2 separate regions of the Homo sapiens genome follow, and region 1 is linked to region 2. Evidence: chromatin loops called from intact Hi-C (ENCODE). Cell type or tissue: lower leg skin. All regions are shown on one strand.

Region 1 (5,000 bases), 55 kb after region 2:
AGAACCGCAGGATTCCTTATTTTTCACATCATTGCCCCATTTGTGGAGATGTTTAGTTGAAGTGGCCCAAAGAAGCAGTCTAGTGGTACCTGTGAGGGTGAAGGCCTTGAAAAGAAACTTGAGACAGATGGTGTGCTTGACTAACTGCCCCAGAGAATGTGATGCCAGAACCCAGGAGGGGCACCATGTTGCCTTTGCCATTGAACTACTAAATTTCTGAGAGGACAGAGGAGGCTACAGCTTAACCGCTCTCCAATTACCAATCTCTTCTTGGTTTCAGCGAATGACAACAGAGCTGCTCAAGGCGGGAACTCTGAGCTAAGCAGTGGAGGTTTCTCTGGATCTGGAGAGAAGAGTGACCTTGGAGCCAATAATGAGCCATCCTGACTACAGAATGAACCTCCGGCCCCTGGGGACCCCCAGAGGTAGTAAAAGGAAAATGGAGTCTGCCTGAATAACTGGAGAACTGAAATGAAAGTGGAATGGGTGTGAAGTGGAGGCTGTCTTTTAGGACTGAGGGCTACTATAATTCTTTTAGTGACCTGTTAAGTATTCTGTGTGATTTATTCTAGAATTAGATGTGGTTTCTTGCTGTCTTAATTTATTGTTGTATTAAGTACAGCTGTTTAATTTCCTCTAGAAAAGTGGCAATCTTTTAGTAATTTCTATTTTCAAAAAGTCTGTGTGTCTATAAATAGCAAAGAATACTGAACTCATTATTCAGATTATGTTCCATGCGTGTTGTTGTGCTGATTTAAAACTCAAGTCTCATCTGTGTATATTTTATTCATGTTTTCTTAGCCACTCTTTCCTTTTTGTTATTGTTAAAAATCACCATCAGGGAGTTTCAGTCTCTTGTTGGTCTCTTTAAATAATAATTGTAAAAAGGTATAATATCTCCAGTTTTAAAAATACACAGATGTTTGAGGAAAGAGTTGATTGCTGCCTCCTGTTTCTAGGTGTGTCTGCTGTGGCTGGTCCACATGACATTGGTGCTTCGCCAGGTGACAAAAAGTCAAAGAACAGGTCCACACGAGGGAAGAAAAAGAGCATATTTGAAACTTACATGTCCAAGGAGGATGTTTCAGAAGGCTTGAAGAGAGGAACACTCATCCAGGTGCTTAAAATCTACTGGAAGGCTATTCTCTGAATATGTAGAATCCAAAACAATCTATTAAACTGTTTCCTGTTCTGTGCTATATGCTTTCAGAGAGACGATGATGTAACAGGTGCAGGGCTGTTATGATGGCATAACAGAGATGATGAGGTAACAGATTCTTCTTAGAACTACAGTACATTTAGAGGTAATAAGCACCACAAGACAGGAACAGGAAAAGTGCTCTGAGATTTGAGAGGAGGGAACCACTATTTCCCATTAGGATTGTCTAGAGATGCTTTATTGGAAGTGACATGTTTGAGCCAGGCCATGGATTGGTGCAGTTTGAGTAAGTGAAGATAAGAGAGAGCTTTACAAATGTAGGGACCAGTGTGAGCTACTACAATAGAAGTGAGAAATTGGGTTTGGATATATGAAACATTGAATAGTTCAGTTTTTCTGGAGCATGTGGATGCTGAACGACGGAGAAAAATGGATGAGGTTGGAAAGGAAGCAGTAAACAACAATAGACAGTATTTGTTGAGTGCTTTATACTTTACAAACTATGTTTACAAGCTAGTTCAGTGGTTTGGCTGAACAAATGTTTATGGAGCATCCATTGTGAGCCAGGAACAGTTATGGTTAGAATAAGTGTGCAGCATGGGTGCCTTTGACATGGAGGTAGACAAGATTGCCTTGCTGTACTTCAGCTTGCAGCCCAGTGGTGGGAGGCAGTCATGTGAACAGATGATTTGGGGATAAAATGGCAAGTGCTCAGATAAAAGGGTGACCAGGGTATATGGCAAAATATTGGGGGGAAATGGGGAAACTGTGTAGGCTGAGGTTCTGGAGAGGCTTCCTGGAGTTGGTGACCCTCGTGGTAGGTATTGAGGGTCTAGTTTGGGCCTATCAGATGAGTGATATGTGTGTGGGAGGTATGGAGAGGCAGTGGCGCTAACGAAAACATGAACTTGTGAAACAACATGGAGTATGGCAGCTTAGGCCTCCTTGGGCATAAACTATCAGGCAGGTAGTAGGCTGGGGAGGGAGGCAGGGCCACATATTCTGTGAATTAAGTCTATTTCATAATACTTTCATTAGTATAGAAATATTGCCATGTGCTACCTGGCTCACTTGAAAATGCTGTGTTCCATTTTCTCTTATTCTGAGAGCCCAGCTTCTGTATTTGTGTTTTTGGCTGAAGATCTAACCAATTTACAGATGCTGTCATCTTCTCTTCCTTTTTGTCCCCTCCCTCCCTCCCTCCCTCTCTCCCTCCCTCCCTCCCTCCCTTCCTTCCTTCCTTCACCTTTCTTTACCTTTCTGTATTTATCTGTGGTCAAGTGCACACGTGCACAAGAAAGAAGAAAGAAAACTATCTTTTAAAAAATGAGTTGGTTTTTCTGATTCTTGGAGTACTCTTGGTGGTTTTAATTTATTATTTATTTATTTATTTTTTGAGAAAGTCTCACTCTGTTGCCCAGGCTGGAGTGCAGTACAATCTTGGCTCACTGCAGCCTCTGCCTCCTGGATTCAAGCGATTCTTGTGCCTCAGCCTCCCAAGTAGCTAGGATTACAGAAGGTAAAAATTAGTCATGCCATCATGCCTGGCTAATTTTTGTATTTTTAGTAGAGATGGGGTTTCACCATGTTGGCCAGGCTGGTCTTCAACTCCTGACCTCAAGTGATCCTCCTGCCTTAGCCTCCCAAAGTGCTGGGATTACAGGCATGAGCCACCACACCCAGCCCTATTGGTGTTTCTTTTTTTTAAAGCTTTCCCTGGATTTATTTGACAAGGCCTCTCTTAGGAGAGATGAAGCTGCATTTGGATGTTAGTCCATTCATTAATCCATTCATTTGCTCTTCATTGTTCAGCCCATATCCCAAACACCATTTTATCTGTAAGTTTCTTGGCCCTTCTCTTGTTTCACATAGGAGGACCCATTGTGCCTTTCCATTCTTATCCTCCTGCACTCTCCTCCAGGAACACTCTCCTCCATTCACCCTGAGCCTTCCAGTCTTTTCCTCTAAAAACTGTTCTTCTTGATGTCTCTGTGACTTTGTGCATGCTGTTCCTGGTGCTTGGAATGCTTTCTCCTGCTGCCTTGATGTAATGGTGCTTACCTTTTAAGTCCGTGCCTAAATGTTACCCACTTTGAGAAGCCTCATTTTAATTCTCCAAGTAGAGTTGGCTGTTAGTGTTTTCCTGTAGTTGACTTCTTTGTTTTCCCTTTATTCTAAACTTAACACCATTTCTTGGCTTTTATGTTTCCCCCAGATAGACTGTTCATGTCCTTGATGGCAGGGTCATGTCTTGTTCCAGAAGTTAGCTCAGTGCCTGGCATTTGACTGTTGCTTAATACATTTATATTGAATAAATACTTACTTACTGACTGAATAAAGGATCCAGATACTGTCTTTTGAAGAAGAGTTGGGGGAACTTCAGTTGTTAGAACTTGAAAGAAAACTAGCCTAGAATTTTGGTTATAGAATTATACCTGTCTAGAGATAAGGAGAGGACAGCGAAGGAGAGGACAGCGTTCTGCAGTGATATTAGCTTCAGCTCCCTTTTAGTTTTTGCTTTTGAAGCAACTCGTTGCTGATACTCAAACAAAACAAAACAAAAATCTGATCAATATAACAACTCTAATTCCCAGGAGTTTGTAAGTGATTCCTTCTGGCCTGTGACATCATGGGACTCTGCAGCCAGGGCCTCCCCCCTACATATGAGAACAGTTGTTCTTTGCAGATGGGAAAAGGAATGGGTTCCAGATATGAGGTCACCGTGTGAAATATACAACACTGTAAATAAGATTTTCATAGGCAGAGAAACAGAGTCCATCTGCTGCTTGATATAAACTTTATGTGTGCAAGCCTTGCGGGGTAAGGTAAAAGGCCAGACAAGAAAGGATGTTTTAATGCTGATGGAGAAAATTAAGTGTATTAGAGATACTTAGAAACTTTTGTTAACTTTAGTATTCAAACTCATCTCTTTTGACCTCTTTTTTTTCTCCCTATCCAGAGAAGAAACTTTTATCGAGAGATTGAAGGGGGATTTAAAAAAAAACAGGAGTAGAGTATTTTTATTTTGTTTTCAATACCTTAACTAATACTTCGACATTTCATTAGTATTTTTTCCTATGTGGGGAGGAGACCACAGTTTCCTCTTTCCAGTGTTTGAAATGGCAATAACAGTAACACATGGTCATGTACATGTAGTTTTGAAGTTTAAAAAAAAATAATAAATTCTCACATCAAAAAATGTATTTCATTTCTCTCTTCATAGGTAGAGTACTGAGAGGTTGTTATAGGAGATGTTGGGAGAGATTAGAGTAGGGGATAGACAAGCCTGGAAGGGGCTCCAGTTTAGGGTGATGATCAAGGTGACATGGGTATGAACATGGCAGAATTGGCTGTTTCAGATCCCAAAAGATGCTTTGGCTAAAGGAAGTTCAGGCTAAGCCTCCAGAGCTGTCTTAGTCATGATGTCGGAGTTCCTCTTAGAATAGAATATTGGTGTGAAGTTGTTATTGGCTCTCTGAAAAATCCTAGTCCAGGAAGATAGAGGTCAGGATGAACTAGTTTCTGGGACCTTCACCATTTGTTAAGAGTGAAATCAAGCAGGGTGTGGTGGCTCACGCCTGTAATCCCAGCACTTTAGAAGGCTAGGGTGGGAAGATTGCTTGAGGCCAGAAGTTTAAGACCAGCCTGGGCAACATAGTGAGACTTCATCTGTACAAAATAAAAATCAGCCAGGCATGGTGATGTGCACCTGTATTCCTAGCTACTGGGAAGGCTGAGGCAGGAGGATCGCTTGAGTCCTGGAGTTGGAGGCTATGGTAGGTAAGTCATGATCATGCCATTGTGCTCCAGCCTGGGCAACAGAGTGAGACCCTGTCTCTCT
Region 2 (5,000 bases):
TTTTTTTATTTTTTGAGACGGAGTCTTGCTCTGTCTCCCAGGCTGGAGTGCAGTAGCCCGATCTAGGCTCACTGCAACCTCCACCTCCCAGGTTCAAGCAGTTCTCCTGCCTCAGCCTCCCGAGTAGCTGAGGCTACAGGCCCCCACCACCATGCCTGGCTAATTTTTTGTATTTTTAGTAGAGACAGGTTTTCACCATGTTGGCCAGGCTGGTCTCGAACTCCTGACCTCAAGTGATCAGCCCGCCTTGGCCTCCCAAAGTGCTGGGATTATAGTCATGAGCCACTGCATCCGGCCACAGATTTTATTTCAATCCTTTGTTCTCTTCCTCTTCTAGGTCTTCCCCTTCCTGTCCCCACTGGCCCCTCTCCTATCCACTGAATCCCTGGATGCCTGACACCCTCTGCCTCCTGTCCTTGCTGGGTTTCCTCTACCCTCTACATTTCAAAGACAAGTTTTGCTGAAATCACAGTTTTCCTGAGGGTTCTAGAAAGGTCTGTGTGAACATTAAAAAACAAAGGTTCCTTGGGTTCATTTAGTCTTTAAGCAAACATCGATTGAGGCCTGTGTGTGTGGCAGGTACTGCAGATGCAAAGTTTTCCACCTTCATGGAGCTCATAGTTACTAAGGGAAACCCTGAATTTTCTTAGACTACTGCAACGCACTGGCCGGGTGCGGTGACTCACACCTGTAATCCCAGCACTTTGGGACAAGATGGGCGGAAGAGTGAGACCATCCTGGCTAACACGGTGAAACCCCGTCTCTACTAAAAATACAAAAATTAGCCGAGAGTGGTGGCACGCGCCTGTAGTCCCAGCTACTCGGGACTGAGGCAGGAGAACTGCTTGAACCCAGGAGGCGGAGGTTGCAGTGAGCCGAGATCGCACCATTGCACTCCAGCCTGGGCGACAGAGCGATAGTCCGTCTCAAAAAAAAAAAAAAAAAAAAAAAGAGAAATATAGGCACAATTTAATGCATCTCTTTTCCTTTTTCAATATGGAGCATACGGTGGTTCAAGCATCTGTCCACATTGTATTCCCGAAGTTTGATCCCTACCCTGCCCTGCCCTCCCGTCTTTCCTTCCCTCTCTCTTTTTTTTTTTCTGGAGTGCAATGGTGCGATCTCGGCTCACTGCAACCTCCGCCTCCGGGGTTAAAGCGATTCACCAGCCTCAGCCTCCTGAGTAGCTGGGATTACAGGCATGTGCCACCACGTCTGGCTAATTTATTATTTTTAATAGGGACGGGGTTTCTCCATGTTGATCAGGCTGGTCTCGAACTCCCGACCTCAGGTGATCCGCCCGCCTCGGCCTCCCAAAGGGAAGTTTGATTTTTCTATGGTCACCAATGGACACTTGATCTCCATAGCTTGAGAATGGCGGCCATCCCCTCACTGGCATTCTTTCCTCTTGTGCTCTCCCGAACGTTCTGGCTGCTCTTTGGATTTCCTTTTCCTTTGCTCACATCTACAATATTGGTGTTTCCTAGGTCCCGTACTTAACGATTGTTTCCTCTCAACACGCTTCCCTGGGCGGGCTGAACTGTCGGGGGCTTTCTCGGCTGCGCTTCCTCTCTCACCTGAAACCCTCTTCCCAACCCTTTATACTAGGTCGACGTCTCCAACATCAGCTGCTCCCCACCCGTGTCTGGGTGGGCCCCTTGGGCAGGCTCCCCTAGTCTCCTTTCCTTCGATCATCCCCACGTGCAGGACGTCATCTGCTTGCTCTGCCATCAGCCTCACATCCTGAGGGCAGGGACCATGCGGGGGTTGTCCATCTCTGTATCCCCAGTGCCAGCACTGCACCTCGCCCCAAGCAGTTGTCCAATAAATGAGCAGTGAGTAAATGAAAGAATGAGCAAAGCCTTGTAACAGGAAAGGGGCCGGCGGCGTCTGCCGTGCAAGACCTGGCCCAGTGGAGCAGAGCCTGGAGGTTCAGGAGCCGGGTCTGGAAGGCTCCTTCCGGTGGAAGAGGGGCCCGGAGCCAGCCGGCGCCTGGCACAAGGCGTCTCAGAGGCCGCCCACTGGGAGCCAACCGTTGCAGCCAGTTGTCCCCGCGAGCGAGGCCGGAGAAGGCGCGGCGGCCCCTGGCCTGGCCATTTCGCCCTTGTCGCAGCTGAACCGCCGACTACGAGCTCCTGCACCGCGCACACACCCCGCGCGCTTCGCTCTCGGCCTCGCCCGGCCACCGTCGCTCTCTAGAACGCCGCGCCCGTGACCCGGAAGAGCATTCTCCTTAGCAACTGCGGGACTGCGGCGGCGCCGGCCTCCGGGGAGAAACGGTGAGGCCCTCACTCGCCTGCCCCCTGCACCGCCTAGTGCTGCACGACCCCCTCGGGACCGACCCGGGGTCTGGCCTCTGGGGGGCTCCGCGGCGCTTCGCCCGGCACCTGTGGTGGCGGCCCGGGACGAGCGTCTTCCGCCTCTGGCGTTGCTCCCCGGCCCACGCGTCTTCCCTGTCCCGCATCTCCCTCAATGTCCCCAGCTCCCCACTCTCCGCTCCTGACCGACCCGGCCTCCCAGGCCGCGCTTATAGCGCCGGGGCCCTTGTAGCCTAGGATGGCGTGAGGGGAGCGAGACCAGAATTAGAGCCTGTTGCTGTAGAGAGGACGCCTCCCGAGGCTCGGGTCACCTGTGGACGCGTTCTCTAGGGTCTTGATCGAGATGTTCAGGACTGGCAGGGATGGGGAGCCTCGGGAATCTTGAAGGGCAGCCGCTTAATTATAACATGTCCTTGACGTTTGCGCTTTCCACAGTGATACACTTTATCTCCTTTATTGATCATAGAGAGTTTTTTTTTTTAATAAACTTTTAGATATGGGGGATACGCATGCAGGTTAGTCACATGGGTATATTGCACCCAGGTATTGAGCATAGAACCCAGTAGGTAGTTTTTCAACCCACATCCCCCATCTCTCCCCTCCTTCCAGTAGTCTACAGTGTCTACCGTTACCTTTTTTTTTTTTTTTTGAGACGGAGTCTCATTCTGTCGCCCAGGCTGGAGTGCAGTGGCGCGATTCGGCTCACTGCAAGCTCCGCCTCCTGGGTTCATGCCATTCTTCTGCCTCAGCCTCCCGAGTAGCTGGGACTACAGGCGCCCGCCACCCCGCCCGGCTAATTTTTTTGTATTTTTAGTAGAGACGGGGTTTCACCATGTTAGTCAGGATGGTCTCGATCTCTTGACCTCGTGATCCGCCCGCCTTGGCCTCCCAAAGTGCTAGGATTACAGGCGTGAGCCACCGCACCCGGCCGACTGTTCCCATGTTTATGTCCATGTGCGCTCAATGTTTCTACTCCCACTTGTAAGTGTGCTCAATGTTTAGCTCCCACTTATAAGTGAGAACGTGTGGTGTTTAGTTTTCTGTTCTTGTGCTAATTCGTTTAGGATTATGGCCTCCAGCTCCATCTGTGCTGCTGTAAAGGACATGATATCTTCCTTTTTTGTGGCTGCATAGTATTCCATCCTGTACATCCACATTTTTTTTTTCCAGTCCACCATTGATGGTCACCTAGGTTGATTCCGTGTGTTTGCTATTGTGAATAGCTCAGCCGTGAACATACAACTGCATATGTCTTTTTGGTATAATGGTCTGTTTTCCTTTGGTTATATACCCAACAGTGGGATTGCTGGGTGAAATGGTGGCTCTTTAAGTTCTTTGAGAAATCTCCAAACTGCTTTCCACAGTGGCTGAACTAATTTACATTCCCACCAACAGTAGTTTAAATGTTCCCTTTCCAAGGGAGCCTAATGAGGATCTGTTGTTTTTTGACTTTTTGATAATAGCCATTCTGACTGGTGTGAGATGGTATTTCATTGTGGTTTTGATTGGCATTTCTCTGATAATTAGTCATGATCATGTTTTCCATATATTTGTTGGCTGCTTGTATGTCGTGGTTTTTTCTTTTTGTATTTCTTCTGAGAAGTGTTCATGTCCTTTGGCCATTTTTAAAAATGGGCTTATTTGTTTTTTGCTTGTTGATTTAAGTTCCATAGGGATTCTGGATATTGGACCTTTGTCAGATGCATAGTTTGTGAATATTCTCGCCCATTTTGTAGGTTGTCTGTTTAATCTGTTGATAATTTCTTTTGCTGTGCAGAAGCTCTAGTTTAATTAGTTCCAACTTGTCAATTTTTGTTTTTGCTGCAGTTGCTTATGGGGACTTAGCCAAAAATTTGCCAAGGTCAGTGTCAAGAAGTGTATTTCCTGGGTTTTCTTCTAGGATTTTTATAGCTTGAGGTCTTTTATTTTATTTTGAGACAGGGTCTCACTGTCACCCAGGCTGGAGTGCAGTAGCGTGACTGCAGCTCACTGCAGCCTCGATTTCCCAGGCTCAAGTGATCCTCCCACCTCAGCCTCCCGAGTAGCTGAGACTACAGGTGCGCACTACCACGTTCGGCTAATTTTTGTATTTTTTATGGAGATGTGGTTTTTACCATGTTGTCAGGCTGGTCTCTGACTCCTAGGCTCAAAAGATCTGCCTGCCTCAGTTGCCCAAAGTGCTGGAATTACAGGCATGAGCTACTGTGCCTGACTGAGGTCTTTGCATTTAAATCTTTAACCCATTATGTATATCATGAAATATATACAGTTTTATATCTTCTGCATGTGGCTAGTTAGTTATCCCAGCACCATTTATTGAATAGGGAGTCCCTTCTCCATTTGTTTTTTGTCAGTTTGTTGAAGATCATATGGTTGTAGGTGTGTGGCTTTATTTCTGAGTTTTCTGTTCTGTTCCATTGTTCTATAGGTGTGAGACTCATTTAATTGTACATCTTGAACTGATCCTTTTCTGGGGAATTTGCTTCCCAGTTGTGAGTGAGGTGTGGTTAGTATATTCTGTAGCTTAGATTTTTGTGCTTACAAGTTTTCTGCAGAAGGAAATCTTCCCGGGACTGACTAGGTTTGAGGTTTGAGAAATATTTCAAGTGAAATTTGCTACATTGAAGAAAGTAGGAGCAGGTGTTGTTAATAGCATGGACTTACACTTCAGAAGACACTATG

The links. Peaks named below come from ENCODE experiments on the same cell type or tissue, not always from the same donor. Only the 100,000 strongest peaks of a DNase experiment are listed, where the experiment ranks them.
Region 1: a loop joins it to region 2, with 12 times the contacts of the local background. A loop is called at or near these places in 5 of 110 quality-filtered maps.

The regions. Positions count from the first base shown.
Region 1 is chr2:232,014,555-232,019,554 of GRCh38, forward strand. DIS3L2 (DIS3 like 3'-5' exoribonuclease 2) reads left to right here. Exons shown (of 21, transcript NM_152383.5): 2 at 281-425; 3 at 960-1,117. The coding sequence starts at 374. Among named protein-coding and RNA genes, the nearest start is that of DIS3L2, 55 kb to the left of the region's middle. In lower leg skin, no CTCF peak of the experiment used is centred here; no DNase peak of the experiment used is centred here.
Region 2 is chr2:231,959,487-231,964,486 of GRCh38, forward strand. DIS3L2 (DIS3 like 3'-5' exoribonuclease 2) reads left to right here and starts at 2,227. Exons shown (of 21, transcript NM_152383.5): 1 at 2,227-2,279. RefSeq lists an enhancer at 2,105-2,194 and a silencer at 2,325-2,484. In lower leg skin, no CTCF peak of the experiment used is centred here; DNase peaks (open chromatin) are centred at 2,195 and 2,495; H3K4me3 peaks cover 1,415 bases.